2 separate regions of the Homo sapiens genome follow, and region 1 is linked to region 2. A link is an interaction called in ENCODE POLR2A ChIA-PET data of the cell type or tissue named here. Cell type or tissue: HCT116. All regions are shown on one strand. Each heading gives the region's core, and the rest is flanking DNA. Links, peaks and the distances in the headings are about the cores only.

Region 1 (5,374 bases), core at 64-5,063, 110 kb before region 2:
GATTCTTCTGCCTCAACCTCCTGAGTAGCTGGGATTACAGGCACGTGCCACCATGCCTGGCTAATGTTTGTATTTTTAGTAGAGATGGGGTTTCGCCATGTTGCCTAGGCTGGTCTTGAACTCCTGGCCTCAAGTGATCCGCCTGCCTTGGCCTACCAAAGTGCTGGGATTACAGGTGTGAACCACTACTCTGGGCTTGCCTTGGTATTTTAACAATCGGAATTGTCTTTGTGGCAAATGCTGATTTCATGCCAGCCGTGGTTCTGGGTGCTTTGATTAGGATATTGCATCCCATCTTCCCAACAATCTTATTTATTGTTGAGACCACTAAGGCTTCGAGAGGTTAAGCAACTTCTACTTCCAACACTGCCCCGCCCACCCCTTCCGCCGCGCACCCCACACACATGGGTAGTAAGTAGTGGAGATGGGATTTGAAGCTGGGGATTCTGGCTCAGAATCCAAGCTCTTTACCTTTGTGTCTTATAGATGTCATTGCGGGAAGTTGGTGAAATGCAGGAAACTGTAAAAAGAAAGGAAGGAAGGAGGGAAGGAAGGAAGGAGGGAAGAAAGAAAAGAAAAGGAAGGAAAAAAGGAAGGAGGGAAGAAATAAAAGGAAAGAAAGGAAGGAAGGAAGGAGGGAAGGCGGGAAGGAAAGAAGGAGGGAAGGAGAAAGGAAGGAAGAAAGAAAGGAAGGAAGGAGGGAAGGAAAGGAGGGAAGGAGAAATGAAAGAAGGAGTGAAGGAAGGAAGGAGGAAAGAAAAAAAGGAAGGAGGGAAGGAAGGAAGGAAGAAGGAAAGGAAGGAGGGAAGGAAGGAAGGAAAGAAGGAAAAGAAACTGGAGAGGAAATCTAGAATTTGCCCCTGCCAACATGTGTGTTGCCTCTTCTTATCAGCCTTCTCATTCTGTCTTGACTTAGGGCCTCTCCTATCAGACTAAGCTCTCCTGAAGGCAGGGACTTTGTTGTATCTCAAGCACCTGTCATAGTACCTGGCTCACAGTTGACAATGACATCCTTAACACTCATCAATAGCTAGTGTTTACTGAGCACTTACTATGTGCTAAGCAATGCCTTAGGGGATCCCATCACAGCCTATGAGGGTTTGTTATCCTCATTTTACAGAAGAGGGAACTGAGGCATGGCTAGGAATTATGAGACTTGCTCTAGGAGACCTAGCTGGGGAATGGTTTGACTTCAGACTTGTCTGACGTAAGGCCTTTGCCCAGTGATCAGCAAACTACGACCTGTGGGCCAAATCCAGTCCGCCAGCTGCTATTTTTGTATGACCTATGAGCTAAGAATTTTTTATTTTATTTTTATTTTTAGAGATGGGGTCTCACTCTGTCGCCTGGGCTGGAGTGCAGTGGGGTGATCATAGGCCACTGCCACCTCAGTCAGCCTCCTCAGTAGCTGGAACCACAGGCAGGCACCACCACGCCCAGCTAATTTCTTTTTATTTTTTTAGTAGAGATGGGGTCTTGCTATGTTGCCCAGGCTGGTCTCAAACAATTGGGTTCAAGCAATCCTCCTTTCTTGGCCTCCCAAAGTGCTGGGACTATAGGCGTGAGCCACTGTGCTTGCCTGGCTTAAGAATGCTTTTTCACATTTTTGGCCGGGCATGGTGGCTCATGCCTGTAATCCCAGCACCTTGGGAGGCCGAAGCGGGCAGATCACTCGAGGCCAGGAGTTCAAGACCACCCTGGCCAACATGGAGAAACCCCATCTCTACTAAAAAATGTACAAACATTAGCTGAGCGTGGTGGCGGGCACCTGTAATCCCAGCTACTCAGGAGGCTGAGGCAGGAGAATCACTTGAACCTGGGAGGCGGAAGTTGCAATGAGTGGAGATTGCGCCACTGCACTCCAGCCTGGGTGACAGGGTGAGACTCTGTCTATATATGAGCTGGACATTCAGCATTCAGGGATAGAGGCTGTTTCAGTGGGACTTGGGAGCACCACGGCCTGAGGCCATACAGCCCAGCTGCCCTTTGCTGGTACTTCCTTCCTTCCTTCCCTCTTTCCTTCCTTTCTTTCCTTTTCTTTCTTCCCTCCTTCCTTTCTTCCTTCCTTCCTTACTTTTTGAGACTCTGTCTCAAAAAAGAAAAAAAGAAAAAAAAATGTGGGGTAGAGCACTGTACTGAAAAAAATTCCACAGTAGTTGTAATTCATTTTTCACTCAGATGATTAGCATTTTTTTTTTTTTTTTTTGGAGCTCTCTGTTTGGGTGGAGGAGGGCAGTATATGTACAAGGCAAGGCCCCCACTCCACCCTCCTCCCTCCTCCCACCCCGCCTTTCCCCTTCGAGTGAGTCATCGAACCCGTGCTTCTAGACGTGTTTGGAGCAGAGCACCTGGAAATCATGATGTTCTCTAGATAACAGGGAATATTGATAAATTCCCTTGTGGCGATGTCACTGTCGTCCATACAGAAGACAGGAAAGTGTAACGCCTGCACACGGGGATCCAACAAAAAGAAAAAGATAAGGTGGGGGAGGCCGGGCACGGTGGCTCAGGCCTGTAATCCCAGCACTTTGGGAAGCCAAGGTGGGTGGATCAACTGAGGTCAGGAGTTCGAGACCACCCTGGGCCAACATAGTGAAACCCCGTCTCTACTAAAAATACAAAAATTAGCTGGGTATGGTGGTGGGCACCTGTAATCCCAGCTGCTTGGGAGACTGAGACAGGAGAATCGCTTGAACCCAGGAGGCGGAGGTTGCAGTGAGCCGAGATTGTGCCACTGCACTCCAGCCTGGGTGTCACAGCGAGACTCCATCTCAAAAAAAGAAAAAAAAAAAAAAAAAAAAAGGTAGGGTAGAGCATGTAACGTGAATGATGGCCCACTTGAATCTCTCATTCGTCTTTCTTCCCTTTTATGTTGTCAAAGATCTTTAAAAAAAAAATCTAGGAGAGAAACAAACAAAAAAAACTGTACTGAAAAAAATTCCACAGTAGTTGTAATTCATTTTTCACTCAGATGATTGGCATTTTTTTTTCTTGTTTTTTCTTTTTGAGACAAGGGTCTCAACTCTGTTGTCCAGGCTGGGGTGCAGTGGCGCAATCTTGGCTTACTTCCGCCTCCTGAGTAGCTGGAATTCCAGGCACGCACCACCATGCTGGCTAATTTTTGTATTTTTTGTAGACATGGGGTTTCACCACGTTACCCAGGCTGGTCTTGAACTGCTGGGCCCAAGCAATCCACCTGCTTCAACCTCCCAAACTGTTGCATTATATTATAGGTGTGAGCCACTGTGCCAGCCAGGATTGGAATTATTTATTTATTTATTTAGTGAGATGGAGTCTTGCTCTGTTGCCCAGGCTGAAGTGCAGTGGCGCAATCTCGGCTCACTGCAACCCCTGCCTCCCGGGTTCAAGTGATTCTCCTGCCTCAGCCTCCCAAGTAGCTGGGACTACAGGCGCCCACCACCACACCCGGCTAATTGTTGTGTTTTTTTTGTATTTTTAGTAGAGACAGGGTTTCACTATGTTGGCCAGGGTGGTCTCGAACTCCTGACCTCAGGTGATCCTCCCACTTTGGCCTCCCAAAGCGCTGGGATTACAGGCGTGAGCCGCCATGCCCAGCCCTTATTTATTCATTTTTATTTTATTTTAAAATAAAATAAATTTTAAAAATTTGATTGAAATTTTTTAAACAAACTTTTCACTTTGGAGATGATTGGATTTTGTAGAGCAGGAAAGAACAAGTACCCTAGAGAGTATGTTTCTGGGCTCCCGGCTCCTCTTCCGGGGGTTGAAGATGAATTGCCGTTGGCCTTTGTAAAAGAGGAGAGATTGTTCCAGATTGGAGTGGCAGAGATGTGCTTTGGTTTGGGTGGCAAGGATCACAAAGAAAGAAGATGAGGTTGGGTGTGGTGGGTCATACCTGTAAACCCAGCACTTTGGGAGGCCGAGGCAGGAGGATCACTTGAACCTAGAATTCGAGCTCAGCCTGGGCAACATAGCAAGACCCCATCTCTACAAAAAATTTTAAAAAATTAGCCAAGCATGGTGCTGTGTGCCTATAGTCCCAGCTACTCAGGAGTCTGAGGTGGGAGGATCGCTTGAGCCTGGGACTTTGAGGCTGCAATGAGCTATGATTACACCACTGTACCCCAGCCTGGGTAACAGAGTGAGACCCTGTCTCAAAAACAAACAAACAAAAACAGAAGGAAGGAAGGAAGGAAAGAAAGAAAGAAAGAAAGAGAAAAGACAAGACAAGAAAAAAAAAAAAAAAGAAAAGACAGGGTGAGAGGGAAGGGTATTCGGGTGGATGAAATGGCAAAGAGAAGGCCAAGAGGCGTTTTGTGGGCAAGAGTGAAGAGGGTGCCTCATGCCGGGAAGGGAGGCTTGGACCAGTGCAGGGTCCTTATGGGCTCCAATGCCGTCATGAAGGTCACACAGGGGCTGTGTTTAGGAGGGGCTGTTTCCACCAATACTGAGTGGACAGCCTTGCTGAGCCAGGCTTTTTGTTGCGTCCCCGAAGTCCTTGCTGAGTCAGGGAGGAAGTCAAAGTAACTATCAGGTTAGATAAGCTGATGGGTGGGCAGAAAGTGTTTTGGTGGGTTCAAGGCTGCGCTGAAAGATGGTAGACCAGTTGACCGTGTGGTCACTTGGCTGCCCCAGAGATGATGCTGTCTAAATCTTGAGTGGTGAAGATAACGAATTTACAATTCCCACCATTGCCTGGCTTCCTGGAGCGGGTGGGTGCGGGGACCGGGGAGGGGGGCCGGGGGAGGCTGAGGGCTATCAGTTGAAACTGACCTTTTGGCCCAATCCTTTTGGGAAGAAGGCGGGTAGAGTTAAAATCCATCGTAATGGAAAGGCGGCTTTCCCTTTGGCTGTCTGCTAACTTGGTGACTGGCCTGACAAGTTTTTCTTTTCCTTCCTCCTACCTGATACTCACTGACCGGTTACTTCCCATGTCACCCGACCCTTTGTCAGAATTAAAATCTGTTCTTTGTGACTGAACACCTGAAATGCCCCGGGGAGGACCCAAGGAAGTCAGCGAGCGCCTGTGCGTCAGGCTGGCAGCCCAGGTCCTTCAGTGATCTGTTTCTCTCAATGCGCCTGTGTCAGATAGAACCGTGCATTTCCCAGTAAAAGGAGGTGATGTGTGTGCTGGAGTTTCAAGATTGTACCCCTTATCCTATCTCCCCTTTCCTCTGTCTTCCCTCTCTACTTTTTTATTTTGTTGTTTGTTTGTTTGTTTTTGAGATGGGGTCTTGCTCTGTCACCCAGGCTGCAGTGCAGTGGTGCGATCATAGCTCACTGCAGCCTCAGCCTTTTGGGCTCAAGCAATCCTCCAGCCTCAGCCTGGCCAGTAGCTGGAACTATGGGTGCATGCCACCACGCCCAGCTAATTTTATTTACTTATTTACTT
Region 2 (5,374 bases), core at 318-5,317:
GTAATCGCAGCACTTTGGGAGGCCCAGGCAGGCGGATCACCTGAGGTCAGGAGTTTGAGACCAGCCTGGCCAATATGGTGAAACCCCTTCTCTACTAAAAATACAAAAATTAGCCAGATGTGGTAACGTGCGCCTGTAGTCCCAGCTACTCAGGAGACTGAGGCAGAAGAATCACTTGAACCTGGGAGGTGGAGGTTGCAGTGAGCCGAGATCACGCCACTGCCCTCCAGCCTGGGCAACAGAGCGAGACTCTGTCTAAAAAAAAAAAAAGTTAAAAAGTTAAACACTTACATATCTATCGGGCCAAAGCAGAAATGGAAACTTCCATTGAAGTCCTTTTGGAAAATAATGAAAATGTGAATATCACATACCTTAACTTGTAGAATATTGTCAAAGCTTGGCTTTGATGTTACTTAGCAGACTTAAATGGATTGATAAATTAAGAAATAAACTTTAAACTATAAAACTATAAATGTGTTAGGAAGGGAAAAGCAATAACAGCTAAGCCTATGGTAAACATAATCAAAGGGAAAACACAAACCAGAAGGAAAGAAGATGACATAAAACTAGCGTCTGAAGAAAATTTTAATGTGTTAAGTTCTTTGGACAATGGTGCACTTGCTAAATTTGAAAGTTTCAGTAAGGTGGGAAAATTTAACTTGTCTAAATGGATTCAAAAAGAAGCAGAAAAATTAAGTGGTTATGAACCTTGGAAAAAGATATGTGTCAAATAATTTCCTCAAAAAAGTCCCTTGGCCCAGAGAGTTTTATAGACACGTTCTTTCAAATTGTGAGAGAGCAACTATTTCCTATAATAGAAAAACTATTTTAGGGCACAGAAATCTATAAAAGTTATCCCAGTTCATTTTATGAAATGAACATAACACCCTTAAAGAACTTGACAAAGAGGTTGAGCATGGTGGCTCATGCCTGTAATCCCAGTACTTTGGGAGGCTGAGGTGGGGGGCGGATCACAAGGTCAAGAGATTGAGAACATTCTGGTCAACATGGTGAAACACTGTCTCTACTAACAATACAAAAATTAGCCAGACATGGTGGCACACGCCTGTAATCCCAGCTACTTGGGAGGCTGAGCCAGGAGAATCGCTTGAACCTGGGAGGCAGAGGTTGCAGTGAACCGAGGTTGCGCCATTGCACACTCCAGCCTGGCAACAGAGCAAAACTCTGTCTCAAAAAAAAAAAAAAAAAAAAAAGAACTTGACAAAGATACTGCACTGAACAAAAGCCACAGGCCAAGCTAATATGTGATGTTAGATTCAAATGTCCCAAATAAAACACTGCACTGGCAATATTGTTTATCTCCAAAATGCAAGGATGGTTTAAGATCAGAAGATTTGATAACATCATCTAGTTCATCAAGAGGTGCAATAAGGAAGATCATATCTGTTTCAATAACCTTAATTTAAAATTCCTAACTTAGAGAAAGGGGAGGAAAAAAAGAGGCTTCATAAAACTCATAATAGAATATTTCTTCTACAAGATAAATATTACCTAGGTTAAACCAACAGCCAAGCTAACATCATTCTTAAAATTATTCTTAGCAGAGTTAGGAACAAAACAAGGAAGCCCCATCTCATCATTACTAATTAACATTTCTCTGGGCATCCAGCCAATGTAATAAGACAAGAAACAGAAATCAGAGTTGTAAAGAATGGAATGTGGGAAATAAAGTCATTGCTATTTGCAGAGCGTCTAGCTCAAGGGTAGGCAAACTATGGCCCATGGGCTAGCTGCCTGTTTTTGTAAATGAACTCTTATTGGAATGCAACCCCACCCACTTGTTTACACATCATGTAGGGCTGCTTTAAGCTACAATGACAGAGTAGTTGTGACAGAGGTCATTTGGCTTGCAAAACCCAAAATATTTATTATCTAGCCCTTTACGGGAAAATTTTGTTGACCCCTCTTCTAGTGTGTCATTGAAAACCCAGGAAAGCCAATTATGAAACTTTTTAAATGAGTTAGAGTTTGGGAAAGTAGGTACATAGAAATAAGCAAAAAGACTGTAGATACACAAGCAATAATTAGAATATAAAATAAGGGAAAAGATCCCTTTCAAAATTGCCGTAAAACCTTAGCACAACTCATAATAACCCCATCTAGAATGACTTATAAAGGAACACGTTTTAAAGTGTTACTGATATATTAAATTGTACAAATAAACATGAAAGCCTGTTTCAAATCATTTAAAGAAAGCTTACTGGCAAATGGAAAAGAGTAAGTTGTATAGCACGATACATAAAAGGTTAATATCCTTAATGAATAAACAACACAGGAGTAAGGAAAACACAAGAAATTCATGGAAAAACAGACAAAAGACAAGGAGGGGACAATTCTTTGGAGAATCACAGAGAACCAATAAAGGAAAAATGAAGTCACACTCAGTAATATAAAGATCCGCAAATAACGTAGTCGAGTGATAGCATATTTTTAATCTCTTGGGTTAAAGATCTAGACAAACAAACATAGAAAGAAAAAAAAAAACTATTAAGGCTTAGGGGTTGCTGAGATTGTCCTGGAATGCAGTCTCATGGCCTGCTGGTGCAACCACAAGTCAATATAGAGTTTCTGGACAACCATTTAGCTGTAGGTATTAAGAAGCTTAAAGAGTTTCTTATCTCCCTGAACCTAGTAATATTTTCCTCTAGGAATCTACTTTGGGGAAGTAATAAGACAATCAGACAATGATCAAAGGAATATTTATAACAGCAAAAAAAAAAAAAAAGAGCCATGTGCGGTGGCTCATGCCTGTAATCCTGGCACTTTGGGAGGCTGAGGTGGGCAGATCACCTGAGGTCAGGAGTTTGAGACCAGCCTGGCCAACATGGCGAAACTCCGTCTCTACTAAAAATACAAAAATTAGCTGGGCATGGTGGCGGACTCCTGTAATCCCAGCTACTCAGGAGGCTGAGGCAGGAGAATCGCATGAACTCAGGAGGCGGAGGTTGCAGTGAGCCAAGATCACGCCGTCGCACTCCAGCCTGGGCGACAAGAGTGAAACTCTGTCTCAAAATAAATAAATAAATAAGGAGGATGGTTAAGTGAGTGACGACTCACGTAGCAAATGGAATATTTTACAGTCATTCATCGTTTTCCAAGTTTTCTGCAGGGAACACATGCTACTTTTGTAGATGATGGAGGAAAACCCTAATATTAAAAAGGAAAAGTCCCAAAATTCTCTCCTAAAATGTTATGTTGAAAGGAAAATATTTAGTAAATGCTTCCAATATAATAAGTAGACAAAGTTTACTTATAAAACAGGCTTGATCCTCATCATGTTCACACATAATATTTACAGGGAAAAAATTGTCCAAAGGAAGCAGTGGGCTGTGGATTTATGAGTGATTTATATTTTCTTTTCTTTTTTTTTTTTTTGAGACAGAGTCTCACTCTGTCGCCCAGGCTGGAGTGCAGTGACACGATCTCAGCTCACTGCAACCTCCGCCTCCCGGGTTCAAGCAATTCTCTTGCCTCAGCCTCCTGAGTAGCTGGGATTAAAGCTGTGCACCATCAGGCTCGGCTAATTTTTGTATTTTTAGTAGAGACGGGGTTTCCCCATGTTGGCCAGACTGGTCTTGAACTCCTAACCTCAGGTTATCTGCCCGCCTTGGCCTCCCAAAGTACTGGGATTATAGGCATGAGCCACCTCGCCCAGCCTACATTTTCTTCTTTATCCTTTTTTCTTTGTATTTTAAAATTTGTTAGCTATCAACCTTTGTTGTTTAATATGTCTTCTTAAGGGATGGGGAGAAGTGTGCCAATTGCATAGATGTTTCTTGGAGTTAATCTTCCTGACCTGAGTGATGTGATTCCTTTTCTAAGAATTGCAGCTTAATCACTCAAATTATACAGGTGCCCTAAGCAGCAATAAGAAGGAAAAGATGTATTTTTTCCTATTTAAACTGATGATGTCGATCAGTAGCTTGGGCCAATGAGCAAATGCCATTTGGCAGGGCTTCCTGAAAAGCTAGACTCTTACGTGCTTTTGGTGTCTTATTTTTGTCACTGACCCTGGCTGGCCTATTTATCTGCAAAATGAAAAACCTGAAATCGAGCATGTCGAGGGGAATATCGGTGTGTGTCTACCATTGACGGTCTTAGAAGCACTCATCCCTCACGAGGTGGGCCTGCTCTAATCCTTCAGATGCTCACAAGGGTATATTGAAAGCTGCTCTGAGTGGTCATTCCTGGCAGTCTGTATTGTAATCCATGTTCCCCATTGCTGCACCCTCCTGCGCTCTGATCTTTCTTCTTAATCAAGCCTTTTATTCTCCAGTGTCACTTTTTTAAAAAAAATGATGGTGATGGTGTCATCATACATGTCCTACTGTCGTTCCAGGCCATCTCGGAAACGCAGGTCCCTTGGCGATGTTGGGAATGTGACGGTGGCCGTGCCCACGGTGGCAGCTTTCCCCAACACTTCCTCGACCAGCGTGCCCACGAGTCCGGAGGAGCACAGGCCTTTTGAGAAGGTGGTGAACAAGGAGTCGCTGGTCATCTCCGGCTTGCGACACTTCACGGGCTATCGCATCGAGCTGCAGGCTTGCAACCAGGACACCCCTGAGGAACGGTGCAGTGTGGCAGCCTACGTCAGTGCGAGGACCATGCCTGAAGGTAGGGCTGCTGCTCCGGGGTCCGAGTGTCATGGGTGGGACATCAAGGCTGACCAAGGACAGATTCTCCACCCTCTAAGCAGTGCATATCTGTATTTTACCTTATTGGCCTTCATTTTTGTTTGAGACGGAGCCTTGCTCTGTCGCCCAGGCTGGAGTACAGTGGTGCGACCTCAGCTCACTCCAGCCTCTGCCACCTATGTCAAGTGATTCCCTGCTTCAGCCTCCCAAGTAGCTGGGACTACAGGTGTCTGCCACCACGCCCAGCTAATTTTTGTATTTTTAGTAGAGATGGGGTTTCACCATATTGCCCAGGCTGGTCTTGAACTCCTGGGCTCAAGTGATCCACCCACATCGGCCTCTCAAAGTGCTGGGATTACAGGCATGAGCACCGAACCTGGCCTTTTTTTTTTTTTTTTTTTTTTTTGAGATGAAGTCTTGCTCTGTCGCCCAGGCTGGAGTACAATGGCGCAATCTTGGCTCACTGCAATCTCCGCCTCCCTGGTTCAAGCAATTCTCCTGCCTCAGCCTCCTGAGTAGCTGGGACTACATGCGTGTGCCACCACACCTGTATTTTCAGTAGAGATGGTTCCACCATGTTGCCCAGGCTGGTCTCCAATGCCTGAGCTCAAGTGGTCCGCCAACCTTGAGCTCCCAAAGTGCTGGGATTACAGGCATGAGCCACCATGCCAGGTCATATTTTAAAATTATGAGTCATAGGCAATCATTATGTAAACTTT

What was found. Peaks named below come from ENCODE experiments on the same cell type or tissue, not always from the same donor. Only the 100,000 strongest peaks of a DNase experiment are listed, where the experiment ranks them.
Region 1: POLR2A ChIA-PET joins it to region 2 with 5 read pairs; 5 of 35 experiments call an interaction of 5 or more read pairs at or near these places.

The regions. Positions count from the first base shown.
Region 1 is chr19:7,254,360-7,259,733 of GRCh38, reverse strand. The region is part of intron 2 of INSR (insulin receptor); the gene reads left to right. Among named protein-coding and RNA genes, the nearest start is that of INSR, 37 kb to the left of the region's middle. RefSeq lists an enhancer at 1,483-2,345. In HCT116, for the core only: no CTCF peak of the experiment used is centred there; a DNase peak (open chromatin) is centred at 2,373; H3K4me3 peaks cover 804 bases; H3K27ac peaks cover 1,156 bases.
Region 2 is chr19:7,142,077-7,147,450 of GRCh38, reverse strand. It overlaps INSR (insulin receptor), which reads left to right. Exons shown (of 22, transcript NM_000208.4): 12 at 4,361-4,635. Among named protein-coding and RNA genes, the nearest start is that of ZNF557, 75 kb to the right of the region's middle. In HCT116, for the core only: no CTCF peak of the experiment used is centred there; no DNase peak of the experiment used is centred there.